4 separate regions of the Homo sapiens genome follow, and regions 1, 3 and 4 are each linked to region 2. The links are chromatin loops, found by intact Hi-C in ENCODE. Cell type or tissue: endothelial cell of umbilical vein. All regions are shown on one strand. Links, peaks and the distances in the headings refer to the core of each region. The heading gives the core; the rest is flanking DNA. Region 1 has its middle 50 kb from the start of ZFP36L1. Region 2 overlaps RAD51B (RAD51 paralog B). Region 3 overlaps RAD51B (RAD51 paralog B). Region 4 overlaps RAD51B (RAD51 paralog B).

The links. Hi-C counts contacts between places; a loop is a spot of excess contacts. Peaks named below come from ENCODE experiments on the same cell type or tissue, not always from the same donor. Only the 100,000 strongest peaks of a DNase experiment are listed, where the experiment ranks them.
Region 1: it touches region 2 in a loop (11-fold over the local background); 33 of 110 quality-filtered maps call a loop at or near these places.
Region 3: a loop joins it to region 2, with 7 times the contacts of the local background. A loop is called at or near these places in 14 of 110 quality-filtered maps.
Region 4: a loop joins it to region 2, with 2.3 times the contacts of the local background. A loop is called at or near these places in 3 of 110 quality-filtered maps.

The regions. Positions count from the first base shown.
Region 1 is chr14:68,839,357-68,847,586 of GRCh38, forward strand. No RefSeq gene overlaps it. Among named protein-coding and RNA genes, the nearest start is that of ZFP36L1, 50 kb to the left of the region's middle. RefSeq lists an enhancer at 4,244-4,756. In endothelial cell of umbilical vein, for the core only: a CTCF peak has its summit at 4,772 (motif pointing left); DNase peaks (open chromatin) are centred at 2,235 and 4,755; H3K27ac peaks cover 789 bases.
Region 2 is chr14:67,929,038-67,937,267 of GRCh38, forward strand. All of the region lies in intron 7 of RAD51B (RAD51 paralog B), which reads left to right. Among named protein-coding and RNA genes, the nearest start is that of RAD51B, 110 kb to the left of the region's middle. RefSeq lists an enhancer at 1-382. In endothelial cell of umbilical vein, for the core only: a CTCF peak has its summit at 5,127 (motif pointing right); a DNase peak (open chromatin) is centred at 5,184; H3K27ac peaks cover 361 bases.
Region 3 is chr14:67,833,386-67,841,615 of GRCh38, forward strand. RAD51B (RAD51 paralog B) reads left to right here. Exons shown (of 11, transcript NM_133510.4): 4 at 1,695-1,811. Among named protein-coding and RNA genes, the nearest start is that of RAD51B, 18 kb to the left of the region's middle. In endothelial cell of umbilical vein, for the core only: a CTCF peak has its summit at 3,830 (motif pointing right); a DNase peak (open chromatin) is centred at 3,836.
Region 4 is chr14:67,880,012-67,888,241 of GRCh38, forward strand. It overlaps RAD51B (RAD51 paralog B), which reads left to right. Exons shown (of 11, transcript NM_133510.4): 6 at 5,858-5,977; 7 at 7,010-7,193. Among named protein-coding and RNA genes, the nearest start is that of RAD51B, 64 kb to the left of the region's middle. In endothelial cell of umbilical vein, for the core only: no CTCF peak of the experiment used is centred there; a DNase peak (open chromatin) is centred at 3,930.

The DNA of each region.
Region 1 (8,230 bases), core at 1,794-6,793, 910 kb after region 2:
CCAGTGTTGGAGGTGGGGCCTGGTGGGAGTCCCCACCACTGTGTGGGGGTGGATCCCTCATAAGTGGCTTAGTGCCGTCTCCTTGGTGATAAGTGAGTTCTCCCTCTGAGTTCCTATGAGATCTGGTTGTTTGAAAGTGTGTGACACCTCCACCCTCTCTCTCTTGCTCCACTTTCACCATGGAATATGCCTGCTCCCCCTTTACATTCCACCATGGTTGAAAGCATCCTGAGGCCTCACTAGAAGCTGAGCAGATGCCAGTGCCGTGCTTCCTGTACAGCCTGCAGAACAGTGAGCCAACTCAACCTCTTTCCTTTATAAATTGCCCAGGCTCAGGTATTTCTTTATAGCAATGCAATAATGGATGAACACACTAATTAGGGACATACAAATCAAAACTATAATGAGATACCACTCACATACATTAGGATGGTCACTATTAAAAAAACAAAACAAAACAAAAAAACAGAAAATAACAAGTGTTGCTGAAAATGTGGAGAAATTGGAACCTTTGTTCAACGTTGTTGGGAATGCAAAATGATGCATTTACTGTTTCTCAAAAAATTAAAAATAGAATTACTATATGATCCAGTAATTTCATTTCTGGGTATATACCCAAAAGAATTGAAAGAAGGGTCTCAGATATTTGTACACCATGTTTATAGCATTATTATTTGCAATAGCTAAAATGTGGAGGTAACCCAAATGTCCATCACTGGATGAATGGATAAGCATAATGTGGTATATACATGTAACAGAATATTATTTAGCCTTGGCCAGGCGCAGCAGCTCACGCCTGTAATTCCAGCACTTCGGGAGGCCAAGGCAGGTGGATCATTTGAGGTCAGGAGTTTGAGACCAGCCTGACCAACATGGAGAAACCCCACTTCTACTAAAAATACAAAGTTAGCCAGGCGTGGTGGCTCATGCCTGTAATCCCAGCTACTCGGGAGCTGAGGCAGGAGAATCTCTTGAATCTGGGAGGTAGAGGTTGCAGTGAGCCAAGATTGTGCCATTGCACTCCAGCCTGAGCAACAAGAGCAAAACTCCATCTCAAAAAAAAGAAAAGAAAAAAAACAGAATATTATTTAGCCTTGAAAATTAAAAAAAAAAAACCCTCTGACATGCCACAACATGAATGAGCCTTGAGGACATTTTGCTACCTGAAATAGGCCAGTCACAGAAGGACAAATAATGCGTGAGTCTGTGAAGTACCTAGAGTAGTCAAAACCATGGAAACAGAAAGTAGAATGTTGGTTTCCAGGGCCAGGACATGGAGGTATGGGGAATTATTGGTTAGTGAGTATAGAGTTTCAGTTTTACAAGATAAAAAGTGTTCTAGAGACAGATGGTGGTGATTGGTTGCACAACATTATGAATGCACTTAATACCACTAAACTGTGCACTTAAAAAATGATGAAGATGAGGCGGGCATGGTGGCCTCATCTTAACCTGTGATCCCAACAGTCTGAGAGGCTGAGGCAAGAGGATCAGTTGAGCTGGGAGTTCAAGACCAGCCTGGGCAACATAGGGAGACCCTGCCTCTACAAAAATAAAAATAAAGATAATTAGCCAGGTGTGGTGGTGCATACCTGTGTCCCAGCTGCTCAGCTACTTGGGAGGCTGGGCAGGAGGACTGCTTGAGCCCTAGAGGTCAAGGCTGCAGTGAGCCATGATCGTACCACTGCACTCCAGCCTGGGCAACAGAGTGTGATCCTGTTTCAAAAAAAAAAAAAAAGAAAAAAAAGAAAATGGTTAAGTTGGTACGTTTTATGTTATGTGTATATTACTGCAATTTTTTAAATGGAAAAAATAAGATCATCAGCATCATTAGTCATCAGGGAAATAAAACCACAATGAAATATCCTGTACACCCACAGGAATGGCTAAAATTAAAATACCTGACAAAACTGGAACTTTCACACATTGTTGGTGTTACAGACTGATTGTTTGTGTCCCTCCAAAATTCTTATCTTGAAACCTCCCGTGTGACAGTATTTGGTGATAGGACCATTAAAGTTAAGATTAAGGTTAAATAAAGTAATAAAGGCTGGGCCCTGATTCAATAGGATTAATGTCCTTATAAGAAAAGACACTAAAGAGCACCCTCTCTCTCTCTCTCTTTCTCTCTCTGTCTCCACTCACACACTTAAAAAAAAGGTCATGTAAGCACACGGCAAGATGGCAGGGGCCTTCTTGGCTAGAAGAAAGCCCTCACTCTGGCACCCTGACCTCGGGCTTCCTGCCTCCAGAACTGTGAGAAAATAAATGTCTGTTGTTTAAGCCATTCTGCCTATGGTATTTTGTTATGGCAGCTTGAGCTGATTAATACAGTTGGTAAAAGCATAAAACGGTACAGCCACTCTGGAATAGGGCTAGTGGTTTCTTATAAAACTAAACATAACCTACCCTATGACCTAGCACTCCCACTTCTAGGTATTTATCCAAGAGAAATATAAATGTATGTTCACAAAAAGACATACAGAAATTTTCCTAGCAGCCTAATTACAATAACCAAAAATCAGAAACAGCATAGTGGATAAACAAACTGTGACATACCTATACAACGGAAGAGCACACAGCAATAAAAAGGGACAGATGACTGATACAGTGACACAGATGTGTCTAAAAACATTATGCTGCATAAATGAAGGGTTACACAGCAGTACCTATCATACAGTTCCATGGGTACGGAATTCTAAAACTGGCAAAGTAATTTATATTGCAGAAAATAAGTCAAAACAACTGCTGCCTCTAGGGACTGGAGCAGGGATCGATTAGGAAGAGGTATGAGGGAACTTTCTGGGTGGCTGGTCAGGTTTTATGTCTTGACTGGAGTCCAAGTTTACATTGGTAGATGCACTTGTTAAAACTTAGAGGTACAGTTCATGTATATATTTCATTGTATATAGGTTTTACCTCAAAGGGAAAAATTATAACAAATATTGAATCCTGGGCAGTAACTTGCACGTGGAACTATTTCAGGGACATGTACTGATTGGTCCCCATCCCTCTGTAGCCTTCTCTCTGCTGCTCCCACTGTGGCACCAGCATCGTTCACTCCCATGAGTTATGGCTGATAGCTGTGCTTCTCAAACTCCCCCAAGCAAACAAATCACCTGAACAGCTTGAAAAGTTGCAGATTCTGGGTGAGTAGACCTGGGCTGGGGTCCAAGATTCTGCACTTCTAACAAGCACCCAGGAGCAGCTGCTGCTGGTGAGTCTTTGGACCACACTTTGAGTAGTGAGGACTTAGAATCTCACCCTCCTACCTCTTCACCTTTGTTCCCACGAGTTCTTTCTTTTCCAGCTTGAATTGCTTTTCCCATCCCGCGCATTTGTCTTGGCTGTGCCTATCCATATCCCACCTTTTCTAATCCCTCCTTTTCCAGCAGATGACAACTGATATTAATGATCATGATGAATGACAACAACAACAATCACTTGTGAGACCTTACTAGCTGCCAGGGACTATGCTGCATGCTTCAAAAGGATTATTGTGTTTAATCCTCTTAACAGCCCTATGAGGTCAATACTAATATTGCTCCCAGTTTACAGATGAAGAAACTGAGGTATAGGGAGGTTAAGTATTTGCCCAAGGTCATATAGGCTCAGCCATCTGGATGCTTCCCTTGGCTCCAGTTGCTGACAACCTTATGGTAACAGTCTTTGTGTGTGTGTGTGTGTGTGTGTGTGTGTGTGTGTGTGTGCACTTGTACACTGGCACATTTTCACTTTCCACCAAGATTACACTGTCCCTGAGGGTAGAGACAAAATAATTCTCTTTCTCTCTTCCCTTTGTCTTTATCTCCCTGCCTCTTTCTCTCTATCTCTCTCCCTCTCTTCCCAACTACAGCCTTTGCCAAAGCAAGGCCTCTTCTTCAAAATAGGACACACCCCTCCCAGCCTCATCTGTGACCAGGGCACAGGGTGCCACTCTCCCCTCCCACAGGCTCAGGCTGGGCATCCCCCAGCTCGAAGCTCCCTGCTCTTGCCCTGTGACCCCCAGTAGCCACTCTCTTCCCTTGCCCTGGTTCAGCTGATCCCTATTCCCCGATGGCTCCTTCCAGTCTAGTCTCCCCATCCCAGGGAGTCTGGAGTCTGGGCAGTGGCCTGGACCCCTTGAGAAAGTTGCCCTACTCCCTCCCCAAACACACCTCAACAACCCCCTTAGATCCTGGTCACTGCTATTTCCTGCCCACCCCCCTCCGCCCCCCGTCCTGCAGGCTCTGTGAGGGCAGGGACCAGGCCTGTCTTGTCACAGCTGTGTCACCAGTGCCTGGCATTTAGTCACAGTAGGTGGGTGAAGGAGGGGCTCTCCCAGCCTGGCCTGGGCTGGGCAGAGCATCTTCAGCCCACCCAAGTAATCTTGCACCCATTCGGTCTCTGTTACCCTCCCGCCTAAGCCCAGAAGCCCACAGGCCCGGGACTTGCTGTCCTCAGACCTAGGATACTTCCCACTCCAAGCCCCAAATCCTACCCTGCCGTTCCCAGCCCTTCTCCAGCACCCCTCCCTCTTCACAAAGGCTGCTTGGCGGTTTCTCTCCGCCCTCCCCAAGACTGCTCTTGGGAGGGTATGTTGCTTTCCCAGACAAGCTCAGCGATGCAATTTCTCCTCCTAAGAGGTTAGGCTAATTGCTCTTCCCAGAAGAAAATCCTCAGAGGTTTTCCTTGTGGTGGACTGGAAGGTTTGAAAATTATATGTTCAGGGCAACATCGGGTTACTATATTAAATCCAGTTTCACGGATCGCGGCCACGGGGAGCACAAGCGCCACCTGCTGGCCCACAGCGAGATTCCAAGAGAGGACGAGACCTGAGCACAACCAGCTCAAGACGCACAGTCCCCGGTCACCGTCAATCAAGTGTCCGGTCCTCCATTTCGCTTTGGTTTTTCTCATTGTTGGAGTTTTTTTTTTTATTGATACATCATAGTTATACATATTTTGGGGGTGTCTGTGATTTTTTAAATTTAATTTATTTCTTATTCTGTTTCTTCCCCCCACCCCTCTTCTTTTGGGACAGGATCCCCATCTGTGGCCCAAGCTGGTCTCAAACTCCCGGCCTCAAGCTATTCTCCCACCTCAGCCTCCCAAAGTACTGGGGTCACAGGCGTGATCCCCACGCCCAGCCTCAGGTGATATTTTTATTACATGTGTACAACATGTAAAGAGAAAATCAGACACCCATCACCCCAAACATTTATATCTACTTTGTGTCAGAAACATTATAAGTCTTCTAGCTATTTTGAAATATACAATACATTATTGTTAACTATAATTCCCCTGCAGTAGTATCAACTACTAGATCTTATTCCCTCTGTCTAGCTGTATGTTTGTACCCATTAGCCAACCTCTCTTCATCTTCCCCAGCCCCCTTCCCAGCCTCTGTTAACTATCATTCAACCCTCTAGCTCCATGAGATCCACTTTTGTTTTTAGCTTCCACATGACTGAAAATATGTGGCATTTGTCTTTCTGTGCCTGGCTTATTTCACATAACATGATGACCTCCATTCCACCCATGTTGCTGCAAATGACAGGATTTTATCATTTTTTATAGCTAAATAATATTCCATTGTGTATATACGTCACATTTTCTTTCTTTATTCATCCATTGATGGACACTTATGTTGATCTGTATCTTGGCCATCAGGAATAGTGCTGCAGTAAACAGGAGGGCAAATATCTCTTCAATATACTTATTCCCTTTCTTTTGGATATACGTGTGTGTGTGTGTGTGTGTGTGTGTGTGTGTGTGTGTATCCAGCAGGTTTTTCTCATTTTAAAAACTCCATAGAAATAGTGATGTCTAATGTACTAACTCTTACATATGTAAATTGTGTGGTTTCCAGGGATACAGAGACTTAACAAATAGCAGACATGGCTGGGCGCAGTGGTTTACGCCTGTAATCCCAGAACTTTAGGAAGCCGAGGCAGGTGGATCTACCTGAGATCAGGAGTTCGACACCAGCCTGGCCAACATGGTGAAACCCTGTCTCTACTAAAAATACAAAAATTACCTGGGCGTGGTGGCAGGCACCTGTAATCTCAGCAATTCAGGAGGCTGAGGCAGGAGAATCGCTTGAACCCAGGAGGCGGAGGTTGCAGTGAGCCGAGATCACGCCATTGCACTCCAGCCTGTGTGGCAAGGGCAAAACTCCGTCTAAAAAAAAAAAAAGACATATACTTTATAAACATTAGGAAAAAAATTTGTGTTTGTATACACACACATACATACATACAAATGCACAAAGATACCTCTACCACTTCTTCTCTTCTTATCATTATTATTCTTTTTTTTTTTTCTTTTAAGACAGTGTCAGGCCAGGCGCCGTGGCTCATGCCTGTAATCCCAGCACTTTGGGAGACCAAGGCGGGTGGATCACGAGATCAGGAGATCGAAACCATGGTGAAACCCTGTCTCTACTAAAAATACAAAAAAATTAGCCAGGCGCAGTGGCGGGCGCCTGTAGTCCCAGCTACTCGGGAGGCTGAGGCAGGAGAATGGTGTGAACCCAGGAGGTAGAGCTTGCAGTGAGCCCAGATCGCGCCACTGCACTCCAGCCTGGGTGACAGAGCGAGACTCCATCTCAAAAAAAAAAAAGACAGTGTCTTATTCTGTCACCCAGGCTGGAATGCAGTGGTACAATCTTGGTTCACTGGTGCCTTCACCTCCTTGGCTCAAGGAATTCTCCTGCCTCAGCCTCTTGAGTAGCTGGAACTACAGGTGTGTGCCATGACATCTGGCTAAGTTTTTAAAAAAATTTTTTTAGGGATGGGGGTCTCACTATGTCACCCAGGCTGGTCTTGAACTCTTGACCTCAAGCAGTCCTCCCACCTTAGCCTCCCAAAGTGGTGGTATTACAGGCATGAGCCACCATGCCTGGCCTCTCTGTCACTTCTTACATCAAATTTGGTTATGCAGTTTTTATCCTATTAGATTGTTTTAAAGTCCTAGTTGAACAAATGGTTTTTTTCAAACACTAATGTAGGAATGTTAATTAGAAGTAATTTTAAGTCTTTTAAATTATAAAAGCACATATTCATTAATGCAGCAATTCCTTCACTGGTAACGAACCCTACAGATACATTCATGTTCATGGGTGTAAAGATGTATGTACAGGGATTCCTCTGAAGCCCAGTTAATAGTAGCAAAAAAACTGGGACTCACCAGTAGGGCACTAGTTAGATAAAGGATGGTGCATCCATGTGATGGAAAACCAGCAAACCACTGAAAACGATGACAGAGATCCATACTCACTTATGCGGAACCATCTCCAAGAGGCAGTGTTGAGTGAGAAAGCACCATGGGAGTGTCTGGACTGTGGTGATGGTTGCACAACTGTATAAATTAACCTTGAAAATCACTGAACTGAATTGGGTATGGCAACTCACATCTGTAATCTCAGCACTTTGGGAGGCTGAGGCAGGCAGACTGCTTGAGCCCAGGAGTTCGAGACCAGCCTGGGAAACATAGTGAAACCCCATCTCTACAAAAATTACAAAAGTAGCCAGGCGTGGTGGTGCATGGCTGTAGTCCCAGGTACTAGGGAGGCTGAGGTGGGAGGATTGCTTGAACCCGGGAGGTCGAGGCTGCAGTGAGCTGAGGTCGTGCCACCGCATTTGAGCCTGGGCAACAGAGTTGAGACCTCATCTCACACACAAATCACTGAACTATACTCTTTAAATGAGGGGATTTTATAGTATGTGAATTATACATTAATAAAACGTTTTTAAAAGATCATAAAAAAGTATGTAACTTATTCTCTTCTATAAAACTAAATTAAAAATACACACATAGGTTGGTATATGCATGGTAACATTCTGGTGATTATTTCTTGGGGAGGGGAAAGGTTTATTACATACACTGTACAATATATATTTTTTTTACCGTAGCAGGTACACTTGTTCAATAATTTTTAATAGTTGCATTTATCCTTTCATAGAATATCCATTACAATAGTTTCCACAGCAGTAATTGACCAGGGATTTAAGTAGAATAAGAAATGCCTTTAATATTTTAACAACTTGAAGAAACGAGGAATTTTTTCTTCACCAAAAGGCATAGGTTTTACACACAAGGAACTTATGTCTTTATAAATCTAATTTAAAGAAAACATTTCTTCCATGATGATAAGACCTAGAATAGACACACAAATGGTGGAGTTTTTTACTGCTGATAAAAATAATAACTGTTTGTTATAGAAATTTTAAAAGAGAAAAATATAAAA
Region 2 (8,230 bases), core at 2,034-7,033:
ATCTTTTCCAATGATCAACGTTTTGTATTGTATTTTTAGTCTCTATTTCATTTAGTTCTGCTCTGATCTTTATTATTTCTTTTCTTCTGCTAATTTTTGGTTTTCTTTGTTCTTGCTTTTTAGTTTTTTGAGGTGCATGGTTAGATTGTTCATTTGAAATCTTTCTGTTTTTCTGATTTAGGTGTTTATTGCTATAAACTCCCCTCTTAACATACTTTTGCTATGTCCCACAGGTTTTGGTATGTTGTGTTTCCATTTTCTTTGTTTCAAGAAATTAAAAAAATTTTTTATCTTGATTCTTTCATTGACCCAGTGGTCACTCAGGAGCATGTTGTTTAATTTCCATGTATTTGTATAGTTTTCAGAGTTCCTCTTGGCATTGATTTCTAGTTTTATTCCATTGTGATCTAAGATACTTGATATGATTTTAGCTTTGGAAAGATTAGTTTTATAGCCTAACATATGGTAAATCCTGGAGAATTTTCTATGTGCAGATGAGAAAAATGTATATTCTACAGATGTTAGATAACATTTTCTGTACATGTCTGTTAGGTCCATTTGGTCTAAAGTCCCGTTTAAGTCTGATGTTTCTTTATTTTCTGTCTAGATGATCTCTTAAATGCTGAGATTGGGATGTTGAAGTACCCCACTATTATTGTATTAGAGCCTGTCTTTTTCTTTAGATCTAGTAATACTTGCTTTATGCATATCCTCTTGCTGGATTGATCCCTTTATCATTATATAATGACCTTGTCTTTCTGTGTCTTTTTTTTTTGTGTTTTTTTGTTTTTTTTAAGAAATGGGGTCTCAATATGTTTTCTAGGCTAGTCTTGAGCTCCTGGCCTCAAGTGATCCTCCCGCCTCTGCCTTCTGAGTAGCTGGGATTACAGGCAGGAGCCATCGTGCCCAGCTTCTTTGTCTTTTATTATTATTTTTGACTTAATGTCTGTTTTATCTGATATAAGTGTAGGTATTTCTGCTCACTTTTGGTTTCCGTTTGTGTGGAATATCTTTTTTCATTTATTTACTTTGAGTCTATATGTGTCTTCACAGGTAAAGTGCACTGATTGTAGGCAGCATATAGTTAGATCATTTTTAAATCAATTCAGAGAGTCTGTATCTTTTAAGTGGAGAATTTAATCCATTAATATTCAAGGTTATTATTGAGGTTTTGTTCCTTCATATTGTTAATTGTTTGCTGGTTTTCTATGGTGGTATCACTTGAATTTTTTGGCTTTTTCACTTGTGTATTGCTTTACCAGTTAGTTTTATATTTTTGTGTGTATACTTTGTGTGTGTGTGTGTTTTTTTTTTCCACTCCCTTGAGCATTTCTTGAAGAGCTAGTCTAGTGGTGATGAATTTCATCTGCTTTTGCTTGCTTAGAAAAGACTTTATTTCTTCTTTATTTATGAAGGATAATTTTGCTGGATATAGTATCCTTGGGTGGCAGTTTTTTTCTTTTGGCACTTTGAATATATAACCCCATTCTCTCCTAGCCTGTGAGGTTTTTGCTGAGAAGTCTCCTGTTGATGTAGGCTCCTTTGTAGGTGACTAGACATTTTCCTCTTGCTGCTTTAAGACTTTTCTCCTTGTCATTGACTTTATGCAGCTTGAATACAATGTGTCATGGAGAAGACCTTTCGCATTGGATCACTGGTCTTCCTGTACCTGGATGTCTAAATCTCTTGGTAGACTTGGGAAAATTTCATCTAGTATTTCATTAAATAGGTTTTTGAGCATTTTTGTTCTCTGTTTCCCTTTGAGGATACTGATAATTTATATATTTGATTGCTTTATGGTTTCCCATATATCATGACGACTTTGTTCATTCTTTTTTATTCTTTATTCAATTTTTTTTTTGGTCTGCCTGGGTTATTTCTTTTTTTTTTTTCTTTTTTTTGAGACGGAGTCTCGCTCTGTTGCCCAGGTTGGAGTGCAGTGGTGCGATCTCAGCTCACTGCAAGCTCCGCCGCCTGCATTCATGCCATTCTCCTGCCTCAGCCTCCCAAGTAGCTGGGACTACAGGAGCCTGCCACCACGCCTGGCTAATTTTTTTGTATTTTTATTAGAGACAGGGTTTCACCGTGTTAGCCAGGATGGTCTCAATCGCCTGACCTCGTGATCCGCCTGCCTTGGCCTCCCAAAGTGCTGGGATTACAGGCGTGAGCCACCGCGTCCTGCCTGGCTGGGTTATTTCAAAAGGCCCATCTTCAGGTTCTGAGACTCTTTCTTTTGCTTGGTTTAGTCTATTGTTGATGCTTTTGAGTGTACTTTGTATTTTTTCAAGGACTTCTTCAGTTCCAAAATTTTGGTTTGTTTCTTTTTTATTCTATCACTGTGGTAAACTGCTCCTTTATTTCCTGAATTGTTTTTCTGATTTCTTTGTATTGTTTTTTGAAATTCTCTTGTATCTCATTGGGCTTCTTTAGTATCATAATTTTGAATTCTTTTTCTGGGATTTCTTTTTTTTTTTTTTTTTTTGAGACAGAGTTTTGCTCTTGTTGCCCAGGCTGGAGGGCAATGGCACAACCTCAGCTCACTGCAACCTCTGCCTCCCGGGTTCAAGCAATTCTCCTGCCTCAGCCTCCTGAGTAGCTGGGATTACAGGTGCCCACCACCACGCCTGGCTAATTTTTTGTATTTTTAGTAGAGATGGGTTTCACCATGTTGGCCAGGCTGGTCTCGACCTCTTGACCTCAGGTGATCCATCTGCCTTGGCCTCCCAAAGTGCTGGGATTATAGGCGTGAATCACAGTGCCCGGCCCAGCATTTCTTGAATTTCTTTTTATTGGGATGTGTTGCTGGAGAATTATTATGTTCCTTTGGAGGTGTCATAGTTCTTTGCTTTTTCATGTTTTCTATATCCTTGTGTTGACATCTGCACACCTGGTATAATAGTTGCTTCTTCAAATTTTTTATTTTTTTATTTTTAACTTTTCTTCAACTTTTGTTTTAGATTCTAGGGGTACATGTTCAGGTTTGTTACAAAGTTATATTATGTGATGCTGGAGTTTGGAGTACAATTGAACATGTCACCCAGGAAGTGAGCACAGTATTCAATAAGTAGTTTTCAATCTTTGTCTTCCTCCCTCCCTCCTACCTCATGTATTTTCCAGCATCTGTTGTTCCCATCTTTATGTCCATGTGTACCCAATGTTTAGCTCCTGCTTTTGGATTTTCTTTCATAGGAGATGTATCAATGGTGCTAGTTGGGTGGGCTCTTTGGCTTTGATTCTGGGTGCATTCAGTTGTGTAGTCTCTGTATTATTTCTTTAGCTATAAACAATATCTGTGTTATCTGTGATTTCCTCCATGGTTTATGGTGTGGTTATTAGTGGAGCTTATAGTGAAGTTTGGTGGGACAGGGATGCTAGGCAGGCCACTTTTTGGGCCCTATTGGTGGTAGCGGTGGGCTGATCATACTTGTTCTTAGGCCCCAGCACAGTGTGCAGTGGCACTAGTTTTAGTGGGACCAAGAGGTTCAATTCTTGGCTCCCCAGGTGGCTTGCTCAGATGCTGAGGTGGTGGTGGCAGAGGTGGGGTGGGCAGGTGAGCAAGTTCTCATGTCCCTGGGAATTTGGTATGGTGTGGGTAGTGGCAGCAGCAGTGAGGAGAAGACCCTCTGGGTCCCAAGCAGTATGTGCTAATGTTGATGGTGGCTGTGATGCAGGGTCACTATCCACAGCCCCAGACACACAGCTCTTAGACTTGTCCACTCTTGGCAGCAACAGTACTGTACTGCTATGCCAAGGAGGGGAGGGGCCCCATGTTCACGTATGAGTCTAAGCATGGAGGCCACACCACCAGTGGGGGCACAGTTACTACTTACAGCCCCAGACAGGCAGCTCCTCCGGCTTGTCCACCCTGGCCCCTGGCAATAGCAGCAGTGGCAGCGGCTGTAGTGGTGTGCAGAGGAGGAGAGAGGCTCCTGTTGTATATGTGTAAACCTGAGCACAGAGACCACTCCATTGGTGCAGGCAGGGTCACTGCTTCCAGCTCCAGACAGCTATTATGCTTACCCATCTGGGTTCCTAGTGACAGCTACTGCTATGGCAATATGCAGAGAAGGGGAGGAGATCTTTCCACTTGTGAGCTTGAGCACAGAATTTGTGCTGCCTTTCCGGTAGAATGCACCTTTGGTACACTGTAACTTTTTGGTACACTGCACCATTCCCTGAGGAGTAGTGTTTTCCATGGGCTAGAATACTGGGGACCCTGGAGCACCTTTGGGTCCAGCCAGTGCTATGCTGCTGTAGCCATTTGAGTCAACACTGGGGTTGTTAGTGGGAGATCCCAGAATGTGGAGATATGGGGCCTCTGATTTCCAGGTCAGGATGCAGTCCTATGACAGCTGTGCTCTCACAGTAGTGCTCTGCAGTAGCAGCTTAGGCCTTGGGGGTGTGACTGACCCAGCATGAGTTCCTTGTCTGGTGCAATGCCCTTGTGGGTCTCCAGATCACCACCCTTGCTAGTATCAGGGTTTGTGTGGGTAGAGGAGCTCTCCCATGGTTTGGATTGCTGCAGTCCACAGTGGGGACATGGATTGTTAAGGTTCTCTCACTTACCCTTCCCTATGATAATGAGTCCCTTGGGGCTCATAGCTGATCTTGGCTGAGTTGGTCACTTGCTTCCTTCTCCTTCTTTGCCTCAGGTGTTTCCTGTGACTAGATCCTGTTGGACACTAGTGTTCTCTTCTAGATGTTCTATTATAGGTGTGATTATTTTGGTTATATATTAGTAATTTTGGTTCTTTCTGGAGAGGGTGAGTGTCCAATCTCTCTAGTTAGCCACCTTGAATACATCTCTGCTGAGGAGTTCAGGAAGAGCAGAAGCTACCTCTATGCTCCTGCTGAGTCAGGCAATGCCTATACCTTTAATTCTACCAGAATTGAAGTAACAAATTTGTCTACTTTAGGGCAATAAATAAAGTCAATATACACCTGACTACAAAGCTTCGTAGACTATCAACATCAGTTACTTCTGACAGCTTGGTTGTAGATGTGAAAGGAAATGGGTTCATTGTATCTGATGCTGCCGTTAGACCAAGCTGGCACCACAGAAGACCTGGAATTTGTTAATACTGCTTAACTTTCATGTTTCCTGGTACAATCAGGATGAAGGGAACTGTAACCACTAGGTGGCATCTTTTAATTAGAAAACTGTGAATACTCCATTGCTCACTAGGATCCTTGTGGCCTACTTAGCAAAGCAATTGCCTGTGAGAGCAGCTGGTGGCAGTCTTTAAGATGCAGATTTCAAATAGGAGAGAAAGGAAGAGATAAAGATAAAAAGAGAGGAAAGAAGTGGGAGGGCAAGAGAAGAGAAAAGGAGAAAGTAAACAGGCGTACTGTGAAGGAAGTAGTAAAATGCCATCAGTAATTAGCTCAGGAAAGTGGTATTTATGGCATTTGTTGCTTACCATTGTTTCATTTCTTTATTTATTTGACACGTATTTAATGGGAATTAGGAATTCTGGCTGAGGATACGAGATGCTGTTTCTACCCTCAGAGAGTTGATAGCTAAAGGGAGTTTAAAATATCTCAACTTAAAATCTTGACCCCCTTCCTGTAGAGTATGTTAAATAATACATGAAATAATACCTTTTATTTTTAGTTTTATTTGTTTCGTATTCTCTATTTCATTCCCCTATCAGAGAAAAGAGTTTCTGGAGTACTCTAGTTGACATACTTTGAAAATTAGCCCCTTGAGGGCAGGGAGTGTATATTATTGAGGAATCTGGAGCATGTTGTTCCATCCCTGACTCTTATTGATGGGGGGGAATGTCCATACGTTGAACGAATGGTAGGATCAGATGAGAAACCTCAGCAAGGTGTCTCCTGGTTATAGTCTACAGCCTTCCTGGCTCTTTGTAGAATTTAGGCTTCTGACTTTGAATGCTTTCCTGACAGCACCATACTCTCCTCTGCTATATAGCACACTATCATATTGCCTGTTTACGAGGCATTTGTGTTTCTCCACAGTGATGAATTCTTTTATGGTAGGGTCTGTTTCTAATTTAATTTATTTATGTAGTTTCAGTGTTTAGCAGGTGGTGAGTGCTCAATAAATTTTGGTTAAATGAATGAATAAATCTGACTAATTATAGTGTACTTGGTATAAGATAAATTTGTATAGGAATCCTTTTGGAGAGAGTTAATTTTTGGATATGCCAGAAAGACCATCCTTTAAGATTTTTTTTACATATGTGAGGATGATTAGGCAATTACTTTGAGTGTAAGATATGGTGCACTTTCAAAGATAACCAGAAGATATACCAGTTGTATGCTAGAGATGGATTTGTAGTGCCAATTCTACAAATACAACTCTTAAAAAAGTTTTTTTTTCAGAGACAGTCTTGCTCTCTTGCCCAAATGGGAGTTCAATGGCTCGATTATAGCTCACTGCAGCTTTCACCTCCTGGGGTTGGGTGATTTTCCTGCCTCAGCATCCCATGTAGCTAGGACTACAGGCACATACCATCAGGCCATGCTGATTTTAAAATTTTTTTGTAGAGATGGGGATCTTGCTGTGTTGCCCAGGCTAGTTATAAATCCCTGGCCTCAAGGGATCCTCCTGCTTTGGCCTCCCAAAGTGTTGGGATTAGAAGTGTGAGCCACTGCCCCTGGCCAACTCTTTTAAATTTTAAAGTGGATTCTGTTGCGTTGTCTTAGATAAGTAGCCCAGCTGCAGTCTTCTTGTTTCTTTTTTCTAAAATAATAGGCACTGATGACATCTATTATTTGCTCCTTCAGGATCTAGGGCCTGCCGAGGACTTCATCTTATAAAGATGAGTATGAGAACTGAGACAAGGTCAAGTAGAGTAGTAAAAGGTGGGCAGAGAGGGATTTCACTATGGCGGAATTCTATTATACCAGAGGATAATGTCAGTAGGCCAACGTCTGTTTGTTGAATGCCAGAACTTTCATATTCAAGAATATATATTAGAAAATAGATGTCATTTTATTAATAGACCTTTTTAGAAAGGTCTATCTTATAAAGGACACATTATAAAAAGCCTTCAAAAAACAAAAATTTTAACAGCTTTTTGAGATATAATTTACATACCATACAATTCACCCTTTTAAGGTACACAATATAGGGTTCTTTTTTTAGCATATTGACAGATTGTGCAACGATCACCACAGTCTAATTCCAAAACATTTCACCACCCCAAGAAGAAACCCTGTACCCAGTAGCAGCCACTCTCTCACTCTGCATTTCCACCTTCCCCAAGCCCTTGGAAATCTCTATTTGCTATCTCTATAGATTTGCCTGTTATGGACATTTCATGAAAGTGGAGTCATATAATGTGTGTTCTTTTGTGACTGGCTTCTTTCATATAGCATAAAGTTTTCAAAATTAGTGTTGCAGCATGTTATCAGTATTCTTCATTCCTTTTCATTGCCAAATAATATACTGTTGTATAGATAGAACTCATTTTGTTTATCCATTTATCAGTTGATGGACATTTGGTTTATTTTCACATTTTGGGTATTATGAATAATGCAGTAATAAGCATCCATGTACAAGCTTTTGTTTGGACATATGTTTTTATTTCTCTTGGTTATATCCCCAGGAGTAGAATTGCTGGATCATATGGCAGCTCTGTGTTTAATAATTTGAGGAACTGTGAAGCCACTTTTCCAAAGTCCTACCAGCAGCGAGCTAGGGTTCCAGTTTCTCCACATCCTCACTAATACTTGTCATCTTTTTCTTAAAAATTACAATAATCCTTGTAGTGCTTGTGAAGTGGTTATGTCATTGTGGTTTTTGTTTGCATTTTCTAATGGCTGATGATGTTGAGAATTTTCAAGTGTTTATTGACCATTTGTATATCTCTTTTGGAGAAAGTCTATTTAAATCTCTTGCCCAGTTGTAATTGGGTTGTCTTTTTATTATTGTATTTTAAAGTGCTCATTTTATATGTTGGATACAAGACCCTTAATAGATATTTGATTTTCAAATATTTTCTCCCATTCTGTCCTTTTACTTTCTTGATGGTCTTACTTGTAGCAGAAATATGTTATATACACATATATGTAAATGTAATATTTATAGCATAATGAAATAAAGTAGTTTAGAAGGATTTGCAGTAGGGTGCCATGAAGGGGATAACAGTTGTCTTTTATTGAAATTCAAAGCTGAGCCCTAAATCCATATGTAATACAATTATGGGAAGCCAAAAAAGAACAGAAGCTGCTCAGAGTGAAACATAATGTCCTACAGCAC
Region 3 (8,230 bases), core at 1,526-6,525, 96 kb before region 2:
AAGGAGAATTTCAGAATTGTATTATATTGGAAAAACTTCAGATATGTAGTGTTTCTCCCCTTGTTCACAGGGAATATGTTTCAAGACCCTCAGTGGATGTTTGAAAATTTGGATAGTACTAAACTCTATGTATACTATGTTTTTTGGATCTGATAACTGAGATGATAACTGAGATACTGACTAATGGGCAGGGAGTGTCTACAGTGTGTATACACTTGGCAAAGGGATGATTCACATCCAGGTGGGATGATGTGAGATTTCACCATGCTACTCAGACCTGTGTGCAATTTAAAACTTATGAATTATTTCTGGAATTATCCATTTAATATTTTCAGATCAATGTTGACCAGGGGTAACTGAAACATGGGAAGTGAAACCGTGGATAAGGGGGACTGTTGTACTGTGTACCTGGGTTTAGATATAGTTGCTAGTACCAAAAGTTTTTATCCCCACTACTATTACCTTCTTCTAGCTACCATTATTTTTCTTTGGAATGACTGTAACGTCTTCCTGACAGATCTCCCAGCTTCAAGCTGTTCTTCACAAACTAATCTGAGTATGTCTTTGAAATTATAATTTGTTGTATTAGTTTCCTGTGGCAGTTCTAATACAAATCACACCCTGGGTGGCTTCAGACAACAGAAATTTATTCTCTTACAGTTTTGGAGTTCAGAGGTTCAAAATTAAGGTGTAGGCAGAGCTGCATTCTCTCCAGAGGTTCTAGGGGATTATCCGTTCCTTGCCTCTTTCAGCTTTTGGTGGCCATTAACATTCCTTGGCTTGTGGCTGCTTCTCTCTCTATACCATCTTCACATAACCTTTTCCTGTGTGTATTGAATTCCCTCTGCCTCTCTTATTAGTGTGGGTATTTAGGGTCCATCTGGATAATCCATGATTATCCCTTCATCTCAAGAGCTTTAACTTAATCACATCTGCAAACACCCATTTTGCAAATAAGGTAATATTCACAGACAGGTTCTGGAGATTTGATTTGGATATCCAGGGGTGGGGGTGGGGGGTCATTTCTCAGCCTACCACACCTTCCTTCACACTGTTCTTCACAAACGAACCCAAGTTTGAAATAACTTGTTCATGTCACTCCTTTTTGCATCTTCAACAGAGCTGTTTATGGTTAGGCCCCTGCTTACTTCTCTAGCCTCATTGCTTGCTGTGCTACACCCACACTCCATCTTTCAACCATTCTAAATGAACTGTATATTTACAGTTTGTGTTAGTCCCTGTTTCCTCTCTTGCTTCTTGACCTTTCTTTGTACATTCTGTCCTCTTTGGCAGGAATAGTCAAATTTCCTTTGCTTACCTAACAGCTCTTTCAGATTTTAGCACGGGCATCCAGCAATTCCATTAAGTTTCCAAAATCTGTATCAGTTATACTTTCCCTATTACAATATCTCTTATTAATTGTGTTGTAATTGCCTGGTTTCTAGTCCTAATTTCATAGTCCCTGGTTGACTTCATAAGACTGTGAGGGCAACGTCTCTCTCTTTCTGTTATGTCATATCCCCATAATCTAGCACAGTCCCTGGCACAGAGTAAATATTTGTTGAACAAATAAATAATAGAAGGGAAAAGGATGGATTAGGGTTAAAATTGCTAAAATTTAGAGAATTAAAGTTGGTTTATGTTTTTGAATATATATAGAGGTTGAAAAAAAACTTAATCATTTTCTTGTTTAGGCTTATGGGATAAAAGCACAAAGGTCTGCTGATTTCTCACCAGCATTCTTATCTACTACCCTTTCTGCTTTGGACGAAGCCCTGCATGGTGGTGTGGCTTGTGGATCCCTCACAGAGGTAAAGGAAAAATTTTTCGTACCTTCTTCCATTGACCTATAACCTTCAGAGCTAGGGAAAAAGTTTAGTTAAAAAACATAAATTATTTCTGGAACGGTAATCTGAATTAAATTATAAGTACTTCAAGGATATGGTTCTCCACTCAGTACTTAGTGTGGTTGTTCTGCAAACAGAGGTGTTAAAAACAAAATCCTTGCTGACTGATTAAAATCTACTTAGGTTGCTGTTTCATTGAGTTAACTTAGAAAGTGATAAATATTGCTGGGTGTGTTTATATATGTGTTATATATATAATGCATACATATATGTTATATATACATACATGCATACATACATTTATATGTACACACGTCACATATATGTAATATATACACATATGTCATATATGTAATATGTATGCACATAAATAACATTATATATTTTATATATATGATTATATCATGCCTGTAATCCCAGCACTTTGAGCAACAAGGCAAGACCCTGTCTTTACCAAAAAAAAAATAAAAAAAACCCAGAAACCATTTAGCCATATGTGGTGGTGCATGCTTATGGTCCTAGCTACTCAGGAGGCTGACCTTGAGCCAGGGAGGTCAAGGCTAGAGTGAGCCATGGTCACACCACTGCATTCCAGCCTGGGTGACAGAGCAAGACCCTGTCTCAAAAAAAAGAAAGTGGTAAATATTATGAAATAATATTATGAAACAATTGGGGGAATTAAAAAAGGATCACTCCTTATAAATTAGGAAGGACAATTTGAAATTTTATTAACATATGGAAAAATTATAGTATTAAACTAAAGTGAGCTGTTTTTACTTTCTGTTATAGATAAAATTTCTTTTAGGAAGTGATAGGTTATTGGATTAGTTAATACTGTTGGATAACAAATTATCCCAAAACTAAGTGGCTTAAAACAATAAACTTTGGTTATTTCTTAGTTTCTTTGTGAGTGGCTTAGCTCAGCATTGTTGGTGAGGGATGCAGTCATCTGAAGCTTGGTAGGGGCTGTAGGATCTGTTTCTGAGGGGCCCACTTACATGACTGGCAAATGGGTGCTGGTGGTTGGCAGGAGGCCACAGTGCCTCACCAGGTAGGCTCTCCACAGGCTTCTTGAGTCTTATGACATGATGGCTGACTTCCCCCAGGTGAGTGGTCTTGAAGAAGGCAAGATGGAAGTGGTGATATCTTTGGCAACCTAGCTTTGGAAGTTACACACCACTACTTCTGCCACTTTTCGTCATTAGAAGTGAGTCATTAAGTCAAGCCTACATTTAAGGAAAGGGAAATTAGCCTCTTTTTTTTTTTTTTTTGAGACAGAGTCTTGCTCTGTTGCCCAGGCTGAAGTGCAGTGGCACAATCTTGGCTTACTGCAACCTCTGCCTCCCAGGTTCAAGTGAGTAGCTGGGATTGCAGGCATGTATCACCATGCCTGGCTAATTTTTTGTATTTTTACTAGAGATGGGGTTTCACCATGTTGTCCAGGCTGGTCTCAAACTCCTGGCCTCAGGTGATCCACCCACCTGGGCCTCCCAAAGTGCTGGGATTACAGGTGTGAGCCACTACACCTGGCCAACCTTTTGGAGGAAGAAGTGTCAGGAATTTGAGGACATTTTAAAACCACTGCAGTTATTTTCCTTGAAAACTGCTTACAATGTGGTGACTTCATAGACAATGTTTATCAATACACTCCTGAGGACTTCTTGCTTGAAAGTTCTAGGGGCATAAATACTTTCAGGAAACTTCTAAACAAGAACAGATTATTTTCTTACATTCTGATAGTCATAATTTAACTGTGGATTTTTTTTCCTTGGAGATAGGGACCCTGTTTTAGATACTATATTTTATTTCCTGTCTTCCAAGAGAGATTTAAAGATTTATATGAGCAACACCTAGCAGATGCCTATTAAATAGTTGGTAAATAAATGCGTGAATTAGTTATTAATAAAAATGCACACACACACATACACACACACACACGCACACACACACACATCCTCTTCTTTTGGAATATACTGCCACCAGGTGGTGCCAGAATCACATGATTTTACATAAACTTTTTGGGCTGAAGTTCCACTTGCTTAAACAAGGTTTATTACAGTGTGATCCACAGTCATAAACTTACTTATTTAAATAGCAAAAACATTGAACTTAAGGAAGATTAACTGGGAAATTCTTTTTACTTTTTAAGTTTTAGAATAATTTTTAATACTTTTTCACTTAGCTTTTATTAATTATTTTTTAAAATCCAAACAGAAGTTACAAGCCTTTTAGGTGTTTTGTTGTTATCTAATTGGCTGACTTGGAATAGGAATATAAATACTTTGACTCCTTAGTAGGGGCAAATTCTCTCCTTTCTGTTCTAGCTACAGGTAGCTTCTTCAATCTTTTTTGTTTTTTGTTTTTCAACTGAGTACAGGGAGTATATCAAATTATCCTCAAACAGAGTTTTTTTTGCTTTTATTACAATTTTTAATTGATACAATAATTGTATATATTTATGGGGTACAGTGTGATATTCTGATATGTGTGTGCAATGTATAATGATCAAATCAGGTAATTGGCATATCCATCACTTCAAGCATTTATCATTTTTTGTGTGTGTTCGGAACATCCAAAAGCCCCTCTTCTAGCTATTTGAAAATATATAATAAATTGTTGTAAATTATAGTTTACCTAAGGTGCTATAGAAAACTAAGACTTATTCCTCCTGTCTTGCTATAATTTTGTAACTGCTAACCAACCTTTGGCTGTCTCCCTCTAACCATCTCAGCCTCTAATAACCACTATTCTACTCTCCACTTCTATGAGATCAATTTTTTTAGCTTCTACATGTGAGTGAGAACATGCAAGGTTTGTCTTTCTGTGTCTGACATTTTACTCAACATAATGACCTTGAGTTCCATCCATGTTGTTAGAGATGACAGAATCTCATTCTTTTTTATGGCTGAAATAGTACTCCATTGCATGTATGTACCACATATTTATCCATTTGTCTGCTGATGGACACTTAGGTTGATTCCATCTCTTGGGTACTGTGAATAGTGCTGCAATAAAAATGGGAGCGTAGATTGACATACTGATTTCATACTGTGTATCATACATGCGCATGCACATACACACATGTGGAGGTAAGAGAGAGCTAGCAAAACGATAAAGTAAATTGGGCAAAATGTTAACGGTGGGTGGATGTGGGAAAAGAATGCATATATATATTCTGTATTGTTTTTATTTATTTTTAATTTATTTTTATTTTAAATTAAAAAAAAAGATACATGGTCTAGCTGTGTCACCTAGGCTGGAGTGCAGTGGCACAACCATAGCTCACTGCAGCTTCAAACTCCTGGGCTGAAATGATCCTCCTTCCTCAGCCTCCCAAGTAGCTAGGACTACAGGTGTGCACCACCATGCCTGGCTAATTTTTTAAAATGTTTTGTAGAGATGAGGGCTTGCTATGTTGCCCAGACTGGTCTTGAACTCCTGACCTCAAGTGATCCTTTCTGCCCTGGCCTCCCAACGTGTTGGGATTACAGGTGTGAGCTACTGCGCCTGGCCTTCTGTTTTTATTAATACCATTTTCCTGTAAGTTTAAAATTATTTCTAGATAAAAAAGTAAAAAAAAAAAAACCTGTGATGTTTGCTGTAAGTAGATATCCTTGATCAGAAATAAAGAACTTTCCTCCATTTCCTAGCTAAAATACTAATTTGGTGTTACATTTTATCAAAAACTTTTTTTTCTGCATTGATTGAAATGATTGTATTATTTTTCATCTTTGGTCTAATAGCATGGTGAGAAACATTTAATAGATTTTTCTGATGTTAAACTACTATTGCATTTTTGGGACAAGTTCAACTTGGTCATGATATATTATCTTTTTTTATAAACTGTTGGATTCAGTTTGCTAATATTTAAGATTTTTCAATATTTAGGATGGATATTCAGCTGTAATTTTCCTTTTAGTAGTGTCTTTGTCTGAATTAGTATTTATCTTATACTAGTTTGGTAGAATGGATTATGGAATATCTCTTTTTTTAATATTCTGCAATAGTTTGCCTATGATGGGAATTATTTGTTCCTTGAAGATTTGGTAGAACTTGTCTGAAAAATTGTCTGATCTTGATATTTTTCCTTCTGAGAAGATTTTTTAAAAATTCAATTCCTTTAATGATTATAGGACTACTCAGATTTTCTATTTCTTCTTGATTAGTTACAGTGAATGAGATTTTTAGGAATTTGTCCATTTTCTTTATGTTTTCAAATTTATTATAATAAAGTTATTCATTACAATCTTCCAGCTCTTAAATCTGGTTTTACATGTGGTTTTTGTCCCCCTTTCCATTTCTGATATTACTTACTTTGTTTTATTTCTCCCTCTCTTTTAAAAAAAATCTTGTCAGAAGTTTGAGTATGTATGTCATCATTTTAAAGAACTCTGCATTTTGTTGTTCTTTGTTGGTCTTCTCTATTATTTCTTCATCTTCTACCTCCTTTATTTCTGCCATTTTCTTATTATCTCCTTTTATTTAATTTTTTTGTGGGGTTATTCTTTGCTTCTAACTTCTTAAATTAGATATTTAATCTATTAATTTTCAGTTTTTCTTTTTACTCTGACCTTTTAAGACTGAATTTTTCTTGAAGCATTCTATTTTGAGATATAGTATTTCCATTTTCATTCTGTTCTAGAAGTATTTAAACATTCCCATCACAATTGCTTCTTTGACTCATGTATCATTTGGAATTTTAAAATATCTAAATTACTTAATTAAAAAAATTTATTTTAATTACATTATTAATCTAATTGCATTTTTGTCAGATAACTTTGCATGATATTGATTTTTTGAAGTTCCCTGAGACATCTTTTAAGGTTAAATATGTGATGAACTTTGATAAATGTTGCACGTGTGCTTGAAAAGAATGATTATTCTCTAATAATTGGGTGCCCTATTTTATTTTAGGTTCAGGGGGTATATGTACAGGTTTGTTACATTGGTATATTGCGTGATGCTGAGGTTTGGGGTACGATTTATACCATCTCTCAGCTACTGAACATAGTCCCCAATAAGTAGTTTTTTTAGCCTTTTTCCCTGCTCCCTTCTTCCTCCTTCTAATAATCTCCAGTGTTGATTGTTCCCATCTTTGTGTCCATGTATACCCAATGTTTAGCTCCCACTTATAAGTGAGAACATGCAGTCTTTGGTTTTCTGTTCCTGTGTTAATTCACTTAGGATAATGACCAAGAGCTGCATCCATGTTGCTGCAAAGGACATGATTTTGTTCTTTTTATGGCTGTGTAGTAGTCCATGGTATATATTTACCACATTTTCTTTATCTACTCTACCATGGATGGGCACTTAGGTTGATTCCATGTCTTTGCTATTGTGGATACTGTGGCAGTGAACATACGAGTGCATATGTCTTTTTGGTAGAGTGATTTATTTTCCTTTGGGTATATATCCAGCAATGAGATTGCTGGCTCAAATGGTAGCTCTGTTTTAAGTTCTTTGGGAGATCTCCAAACTCCTTTGCACAGTGATTGAACTAATTTATATTTCCACCTACAGTGTATAAGCATTCCATTTTCTCTGCACCCTTTCCAGCATCTATTATTTTTTGACTTTTTTTTTTTTTTTGGGACAGAGTCTCATTCTGTTGCCCAGCCCGGAGGGCAGTGGCACTTTTGGCTCACTGCAACCTCTGCCTCCCAGGTTCAAGTGATTCTCGTGCCTCAGCCTCCTGAGTAGCTGGGATTACAGGTGTGTGCTACCATGCCCAGCTAATTTTATTTTTTAGTAGAGATGGGGTTTCACCATGTTGGCCAGGCTGGTCTCAAACTCCTGGCCTCAAGTGATCCGCCCACCTCAGCCTCCCAAATTGCTGAGATTATAGGCATGAGCCACTGTGCCTGGCCATTTTGACTTCTTAATAATAGCCATTCTGGCTGGTGTGAGATGGTATCTCATTGTGGTTTTGATTTGCATTTCTCTAATGATTAGGGATGTTGAGCATTTTATATTTGATGGCCACATGTATGTCTTCTTTTGAGAAGTGTCTGTTCATGTCCTTTACCCACTTTTAATGGGGTCATTTTTTGCTTGTTGATTTGTTTAAGTTCCTTATAGAATCTGGATATTAGACCTTTGTCACATGCCTAGTTTGTGAATATTTTCTCCTATTCTGTAGGGCGTCCATTTATTCTGTTGATAGTTTCTTTTGCTGTGCAGAAGCTCTTTAGTTAGGTACCACTTGTCAATTTTTGTTTTTGTTACAATATTTTTGAGGTCTTAGCCATTAGTTCTTTGCCAAGGCTGATGTCCAGAATGGATTTTCCTTGGTTTTCTTCTAGGATTTTTATGGGTTGGGTCTTAGATTTAAATTGTTGATCCATCTTGAGTTAATTTTTGTAAATGGTAAAAGGTAGGGGTCC
Region 4 (8,230 bases), core at 1,152-6,151, 50 kb before region 2:
TGATTTTGTAATATTATGCATTTATCACTCAGAAAATATTGGTTCACTGTCTTATGGAGTTCTAAATGTTGACACATTTTATTACTCAATATAAAAAAATTTCATTAGTATCTCCACTGATCTGAACAAAAAGTATTTAAGTATTGGGATGCAGTCAAACTCATGGTAGCAGATGTAAGTTTTTTAGGAATCTGATTTTTCATTAAAAGCTTGAATTTTATCATTGGCAATAAATATTGCCACTTGTTTTTCTTGAAGTGTCGGGCTTACTTTGCTCATTTTGAGAAAACGTCTACCAAATACTTAAGTCAGAAAAACCATAACTTATCTATCAATCATTCTTTCAAGTAAAAATGGTCTCCCATGGAAAAAGTGACTTCTTAGTCTGAGAACCCAATTGTACAGATGTTTTTCCTTGAGACAATGGTTGTACTTCAGAATGTAGTAGAAGTGCTTCTATTTTGTCAAACAGAATATTAAAAATATGTCTGTGTTCTAATAAAACTCTATTGACAAAAACAGGCAATGGGCCATAGTGCACAGTTTGACAACCCCTGCTTTATTTAACTCCTTGAGCAAATGTAGAAGATTAATAATAGCCGTTTTGAGGTTTTTATCCATGAATGCCATCATATATATAATTTTTTAAATCTGTTTTTATTGACTGATTTTTCTCCTGGTAATGGATCTTTTCCTCTTCCTTTACTTGTCTGGTAATTTTTCAATTCGATGTTAAACATTGTAAATTTTACGTTGTTGGTGGGTGCTGGATTTTAACATATGTTTTTCAAGAGTGTTAGGTTTTGTTTTAAGGTACATTTTAGTATTAGTTTGATCCTTTTGCAGGTTGCTTTTCTATGTTGTTATGGAAAAATCCCAGGTACAGTCATGCTTCGCTTAACAATTGGGATATGTTCTGAGAAATGCATTGTTAGGCAATTTCATTGTTGTATGAACACCCTACAGTGTACTTACATGCACCTAGATGGTATAGCCTACTGCGCACCTAGACTATATGGTATAGCCTATTGCTTCTAGGCTATGAACCTGTACAGCATGTTACTGTATTGAATAGGCAATTACAACACAATGGTAAGTATTTGTGTATCTAAACAAAGGAAAGGTATTGTAAAAATATACTATATAAGCTTATGGGACCACTGTTGTATAAGTGATGCATCATTGACTGAAATGTCGTTATGCAGCACATGACTGTGGTTTTTTATTCTGAAACTTATTTAGCTTCACTACTAAGGTAAAATCCTTCTGAAAATTCTGCCCAATGCCCAGTGTATAATAAGGTCTCTTTATTCTTCACCTTGTGTAAACCCGAACTGTTCTCACCCTGTGTGGGCACTAGGAAGTGTTCAGTCTGATACTTTCTGGTGGTTCTTTCCTCAACCTCAAGTAGTTTCCCTTCACACATGTGCAGATTAGTTCTCAAGTGGCCCTCTCTGCAGATCTTTGCAGTGCTCACTCTGCACACCTGCTTCCTCTCTGGTACTCTGCCCCATAAGTTCTAGCCACCTTAGCTTTCCCAAACTCCGATCCCCATCTCCTCAACTCAGGTTGTCTACCAGGCTCTGTTTACTTTCCCTTTCTTGTGTTGCAGCCTGGAAACTGCCTCTGGAGCAAACTGAGGTGATTGTAAGCTCATTGTGTTTGTTTCCTTTCTCTCAAGGATTACAGTCTCAAGCTTTCTATTGTTCAGTACCTGAAAACTCTTATTTCATGTATTCTGTCTGATTTTCTACTTATTATTTTAGTGCAATTCATGTACCAGTTAATCCTTTGTGGGCTAAAGTGGAAATCCCTTCTTTCATTCTCTCTTGAGTTCACTCTATCCAGGCTTAAGTTTCCAGCTCTATAATGCAACTGATTTAAAAAATTTTATCCAACCCAATAGCAGCATTCGAAAGAGTTGATCACTCACTTTTTCTTGAAAAGCTCTCTTCCCTTGACTTTTTATTTTTTTAGACAGGTTCTCACCTAACTCTGTCACCCAGGCTGGAGTACAGTGGTGCTATCATGGTTCACTGCAGCTTTGACCCCTCAGACTCAAGCAATCCTCTCACCTCAGCCTCTCGAGTAGCTGGGACCACAGGCATATGCCACCATGCCCAGCTAATTTTTTAATTTTTAGTACAGATAAGGTTTTGGTATGTTGCCCTGGTTGGTCTTAAACTTCTGGGCTCAAGAGATCCTCCTGCCTTGGCCTCCTAAAGTGTTGGGATTATAGGCATGAGCCACCATGCCCAGCCCACTTGGCTTCTTGGAACTATTCTCTCTTCTTTTACACCTACCTTCTTGGTCACCTCCTCCTCTCAGTCCCTTTTGCTGGATCCTCCTCATCATTTTAACTTCTAGGCTTTGGGGAATCCCAGAACTCAGTCCTAGGACCTTTTCTCTTCTATATCTGTACTCAATCCCTAATATCATCTGGTCTTATGATCTTTAAAATCTTTTATAGGCTGTAACTCCTATTGATATCTGAATTCTGAGCTTTCCCATGAACTTCAGATTCATATTCATTTGCGTAATGACATGGAACTTGGATAGGTTTACATACATGGATTTCCTGATATGTCCAAAACTGCATTTTTGTTTCCCCCATGAAGGAAATAAAACATGCAAATAACACCAATAACCAAAACCTTTATGTGAATCTTGTCTTTTCTGCTTCAATAAAGTTGTGATTCCATTCTTCTAGACACTCACCCAATTAGTCAAGAAATTCTTTCTTTTTTTTTTTGAGACGGAGCCTCACTCTGTTGCCTAGGCTGAGTGCAGTGGCGTGATCTTGGCTCACTGCAACCTCCATCTCCCAGATTCAAGCGATTCTCTTGCTTCAGCCTCCCGAGTAGCTGGGATTACAGGCGCCCGTCACCACACCTGGCTAATTTTTGTATTTTTAGTAGAGACGGGGTTTTGCCATGTTGGCCAGGCTGGTCTTGAACTCCTGACCTCAGGTGATCCGCCTGCCTTGGCCTCCCAGGGTGCTGGGATTGCAGGCGTGAGCCACCGTGCCCGGCCAAGAAATTCTTTCAGCTCCTCTTTTGAACTATATCTTGAGTCTAGTTACTTCTCATCACTTGACCTGTTACTTCCCTGGGTGAGGTCACTACCAGCTCTTAACTGGTCACTACCAGCTCTTATCTGTGCTAGCTGATCTCCTTGCTTTCATTCTTGCCCAAGCCTCTTCTCCATTGGGCAGTTAGAGCAGTCCTTTTAAAAAAAGAAGTCAGATCATGTTGTTCCTGCTTCTAGGCTTCCTATTTTGCTAAATAAAAGCTAAAAAAAAAAAATACCACTTTAGCAAAAAAAAAAAAAACAAAAACCACAGACCTAAAGGTCTTATGTGATCTTGGCCTTGGCTAGCTCTTTGTTTTCTTTTATTCTCCCTCTTACTCTCTGTGTTCCAGATACTTTAGTCTCTTTGTTGTTTCTCAGACACACCAGGCATCTTTCCACATGTAAGCTTTTGCACTTGTTATAATTCTCTATTCTTGTGTGCTGTTTCACTGGGTATCCACATGGTTCATTTTCTTATCTCTTTTAAGCTTTTGCTCAAATGTCACCTTATTAATAAGGCTTTGTCAGTTCACCTGACATAAAATATAAAATAGCGCTAGCCCCACCTGTCACATTCTATTCTCTCATCCTGCTTCATTTTCCTCTACAGCCTTATTACCTCATATATAATATATATTTATTTGTTTGTCTTCCTCAGTAGAATTTAAACCCTATGAGGTAAGGGCTTTTCTTTTTCTTTTGGTAGTGGTGGTTGTTCATTGCCATATTCTCAGCACCCAGAACAGTGCCTGGCATATAGTAGGTCCTCAATAAATATTTGTTGAATGAATGGATCTTAGTGCTCATTTTGAAAAGAATGCTTTTTATAAACAGATATCCACTAGATGGCATTATTTTCAAACTTTATGTAATTAATGTCTGGGAGCAAATGATAGGTTATTTTCTGTTTTTTGCCCTAAACAAAAAAGATCTTTGCAATGAAGATTGTCACAAGAAGTTACTAGGATGAATGTGAGGCATGTCGAATATTGCATTTATATTTGGTTTTTGATTTATATATTTTTAGATGTTTATTATAAAATAAAAAACATTTAGAGAAACAAAATTACAGCATATTGGTGTGTAAATGATCCATTTAATACAGTTATTTAGCATGGTAACTGTGAACAAAGGTTGTTCATGTCTATCCATTGACCACCATTCCTTTTGTGAGGCCTTCAGCAATGGCAAAGCAGCAGTAAGTTCCAGAGCCTTTCATTACTGAAGCCACTAGTGGAAATCCAGAAAATTGTCAGCTGTTCAGTTCTTGTTGCTAATGAGCTAGGTACTCTCAATCTGGTTCCTAATCAACTGGGCATTCAAATTTTGAAAAATTTCCATGTTTCTAGAAGATGTTGCCAGACCTATCCTGTTAAAAACTGGTAGGTTCTAAGTGCCAGAGATTTTTAGCTGACTTCTCTGACCAGCACTAAACTCAGCAAATAGTTTCCCTAATCAAAAATTTACACTTTTCCCCCAAACCCTCAGGATTTGGCTGCTCTGCCTGTGCCAATGCCATCTCATTTCTTGATTTCCTCCCTTACCTCATTTCCTTCTTCCATTTCAATCCCTGTGCCTCTCTTAAGCTCTTTTCCTGGATGGTTATTTGATCCATTTTATTCTCACTCTTCACACCTCTTTTGGTACTATTCCTTATTCATGAAGTATTTTTTCCTCTTCCTGTTCAACTTAGCTATGTATATTTTTCTTTTCAAATTGTTCAAAAATACACTTAAAAACAGTTGTTGAAGTTCTCTCTTCTCTTTTCCTGTTTTGGGCTTTTCTCTTTTATTTCTGATCATAGCAAATGTAAGGACTTGTTTTGGTTATGTTTTTAAAGTTCCCAGCTTCTTCTCAGAACTCTAACTATTTAGAAATGAAAACACTGTTCTTTTGTACTTTTGAGTCTCTAAATGGAAAACAAAATATAGGATGCTTTTTGAGTTTACAGCCTCTCCTCCCAGTTCCCCTGGGATGGCTAAGTACTAGGGCTGATAAAATGTCATTTCATTTAAAATGAAATGTGATGGTTAAACTCAAAACATTTAAAATGAAATGAGATGGTTAAACTCAAAGACTTATATTTTTAACATTTTTAACCATAAATATGAGAAATTTCTAGTAATGCTTTCCATATCTTATAATATGAATGATGGCATTTTAACTTGTCACTCTCTTGTGTTTGGCCTACTGCATGTATTAAACTGGCTTTGAGGCCAGAATTCAGTGTTTAGAAAATCATGTTTTGTTTACTAAGAAAGTATTGGAACATTAATTTATTTGGGCCATAATTTAAAGGAATTATTGCATAGCATTAATTTGCATGAATTGTTTCAATTGAGAAAGTGTATTTTTCTGGAATGAGACATGAAGACTTACTGATATCTATTATAATACAATATACCATATTTGTTCAAATATACTTATTTCATTCAAGAAAATGAAAGCATTCTTATTTAGTAAACATATCTTATAGCTGCTACTCTAAATATCACTTACAAAAAACATATTTAATCCCAGAAAGATAAATCTCAAGAGACATTGTTGTTTGCTCAAGATTAGATGAGATCCAACAGCCCTTGCTGGTTGCATGCTCTGACTGCTAACCTCTGTTAGTGCTTACAAAAGAGAGCTTAATTCTAAATCTGTATATTAAGCCATTTTGCTTATACCTGCTCTATTGATAAGGCTTAGGAGTTTCTCAAGTAAAATTAATTAGAGATTCAGCAATGTGGCTTTAAGTAGAATTGACTGTTTTCGTTTGTGCTATTTTTTTCACCCACAGACTGGTTGAAATAGCAGAATCCCGTTTTCCCAGATATTTTAACACTGAAGAAAAGTTACTTTTGACAAGTAGTAAAGTTCATCTTTATCGGGAACTCACCTGTGATGAAGTTCTACAAAGGTATGCTGCTTTAGATTTTGATTTTTTAGTAATGCGTTGAAGGTTTATGTTTTATCTTTTATGTTTCAGCTTCTAAGTGAAAAAAGTCTTTATAGGTTAGAATTATGTGGAGTAACTTTTTCAGTGTTCTTCTTTGTTATAGCCTTTTGGTTGAAGTCTTTCTTGAAAAACAAAAAAAATTAAATGAATAAAATGTTCTGTATTTAATTAATTAAGTGGTGTATTATTTATCTATTGTTTCATTAACAAATTGTCTCACAGTTTAGTAGCTTAAAACAGCAAATACATATTATTTCACATAGTTTCTGAGGGTTAAGTGTCTGGGAGTAGCTTAGCTGGGTGTTTCTGGCTCAATGTCGCTCAAGAGGTTATAGTCAAGCTGGTGGCCAGGGCTGCAGTTATCTTAAGGCTTGACTGGAGCTGGAGTACCTGCTTCCAAGCTCCCTAATATAGTTGTTGGAAGCCCTCTGTTTCTTGCTGGCAGTGGGCAAGAGACCTTTGTTCCTTACCGTCTGGGCCTCTCCATAAATCACAACATAGCAAGTTGCTTTCCTCAGAGTAAGTGACCTGAGAGACTGGGCAAGTGAAAGAGTACCCAAGATGGAAGCTGTAGTCTTTTATAACCCACACTCAGAAATAAGGTACCATGATCTTGTCATATGCTTGTGGTCATACAGATCAAGTCTGGCACACTGTGGGAGGGACCTATACAAGGATGCAAAATACCAAGAGGAGGGAGTAAGTGTGGGCCATTTTGCAGACTGGCTACCACAAGTAGTTTTACCCCAGAATTGGAGCGTTAACATTATCTTAGGAGAATCAAGGAATTCTGAAACTACACAGAAACAGTTTGCTCTGTTTCCAGAAAAGTATGATATGTCTACAAGTTAGGTTTACTGAATTCTTGCAAATCATTACTGTAACTTAGGAAAGAATAGTTTATTGTTTTTAAGTTGCTTAGCCTTTGCAATACCTTTATTTATTTATTTTATCTTAAATTTATTGACTATTTTATAAATTCTTCTTTTATAGGATTGAATCTTTGGAAGAAGAAATTATCTCAAAAGGAATTAAACTTGTGATTCTTGACTCTGTTGCTTCTGTGGTCAGAAAGGAGTTTGATGCACAACTTCAAGGCAATCTCAAAGAAAGAAACAAGTTCTTGGCAAGAGAGGCATCCTCCTTGAAGTATTTGGCTGAGGAGTTTTCAATCCCAGTAAGTTTTTCTTTTTTTCTCTTTTTTCTTTTCCTTTCTTTTGTTTCTTTTATATTACATTCACTGACTTATGGTATCAAATAATAAAATTAGAGGAAAATGTAAAACAGATGACTTTTTAAAGGTAGTACAGTCTAATTGCTATAGCAAACATCGCCATCATCTTAAATTAGCTCATCTGCTGAGATTATTTTATTATTTTAATAATTTGAGTCTGGAGTAGATTTAAACGATGTTTTTAAAAGTTCCTATAGTCCCTCCTTTTCTTCCTTCTCATTGTTTACTCTTTGTGTGTGCTTTGTATCACATTTCTCACACTGCAGTAAATATAAAGTAGTAAAACTTCATGAAATTGCCTAGATCTATTTCTATATAATTAAAAAAAATACTGCAGTTGTTGTTAGTTTTGTTTTAAGTATTTTAGGTTTAGATACTGTGTTATTGTGTTCAGCGCTGTTTTGTGTACAATAGGATTTGGTTTGCTTCAAATGGTCAGAGGTCAACCATTAAGAGATGTTGGAATGATAGTAATGAAAGTGTCAGTAAGAAAACCTTGAAAGATTATTTGTGGCATGGCTTTTTGTAGCGGGCATTGTGATCAGAAATCTGAAGATGACAGGCTATTACAAGGGCTTGTGATGTGTAACCTGCAAGACGTAAGTGTGTACTAAGTTACACTCCCATCTGCAGTGTGTCAGGGAGTTTTAGTCGTTGTTCCACAGCCTCATCAACATTCAGGCTTCTCAATTTTAGTCATGCTTCATCTCAAGAAAAGATAGTTCCTTAAACTGAGATAAAATTTGGTTATGATTTTATAATTTTTAGATTTGTTTTTGGAAAATTAAAATCTTGGATCTTTGCAACATAAAGAATATGTATAAATAATATAAACTATCACACAGCCTTTGAGGTTTATAAAACCAAGGAAGAAGTCAAGGGAGAAAATATGACATTCAAAAAGTTCTGCATACTTTAATGGCTTTTTAGTTTATATTTTGAATTAAAGTCAAGTGCTGTTAAGTTTGTCTTGGGTGATG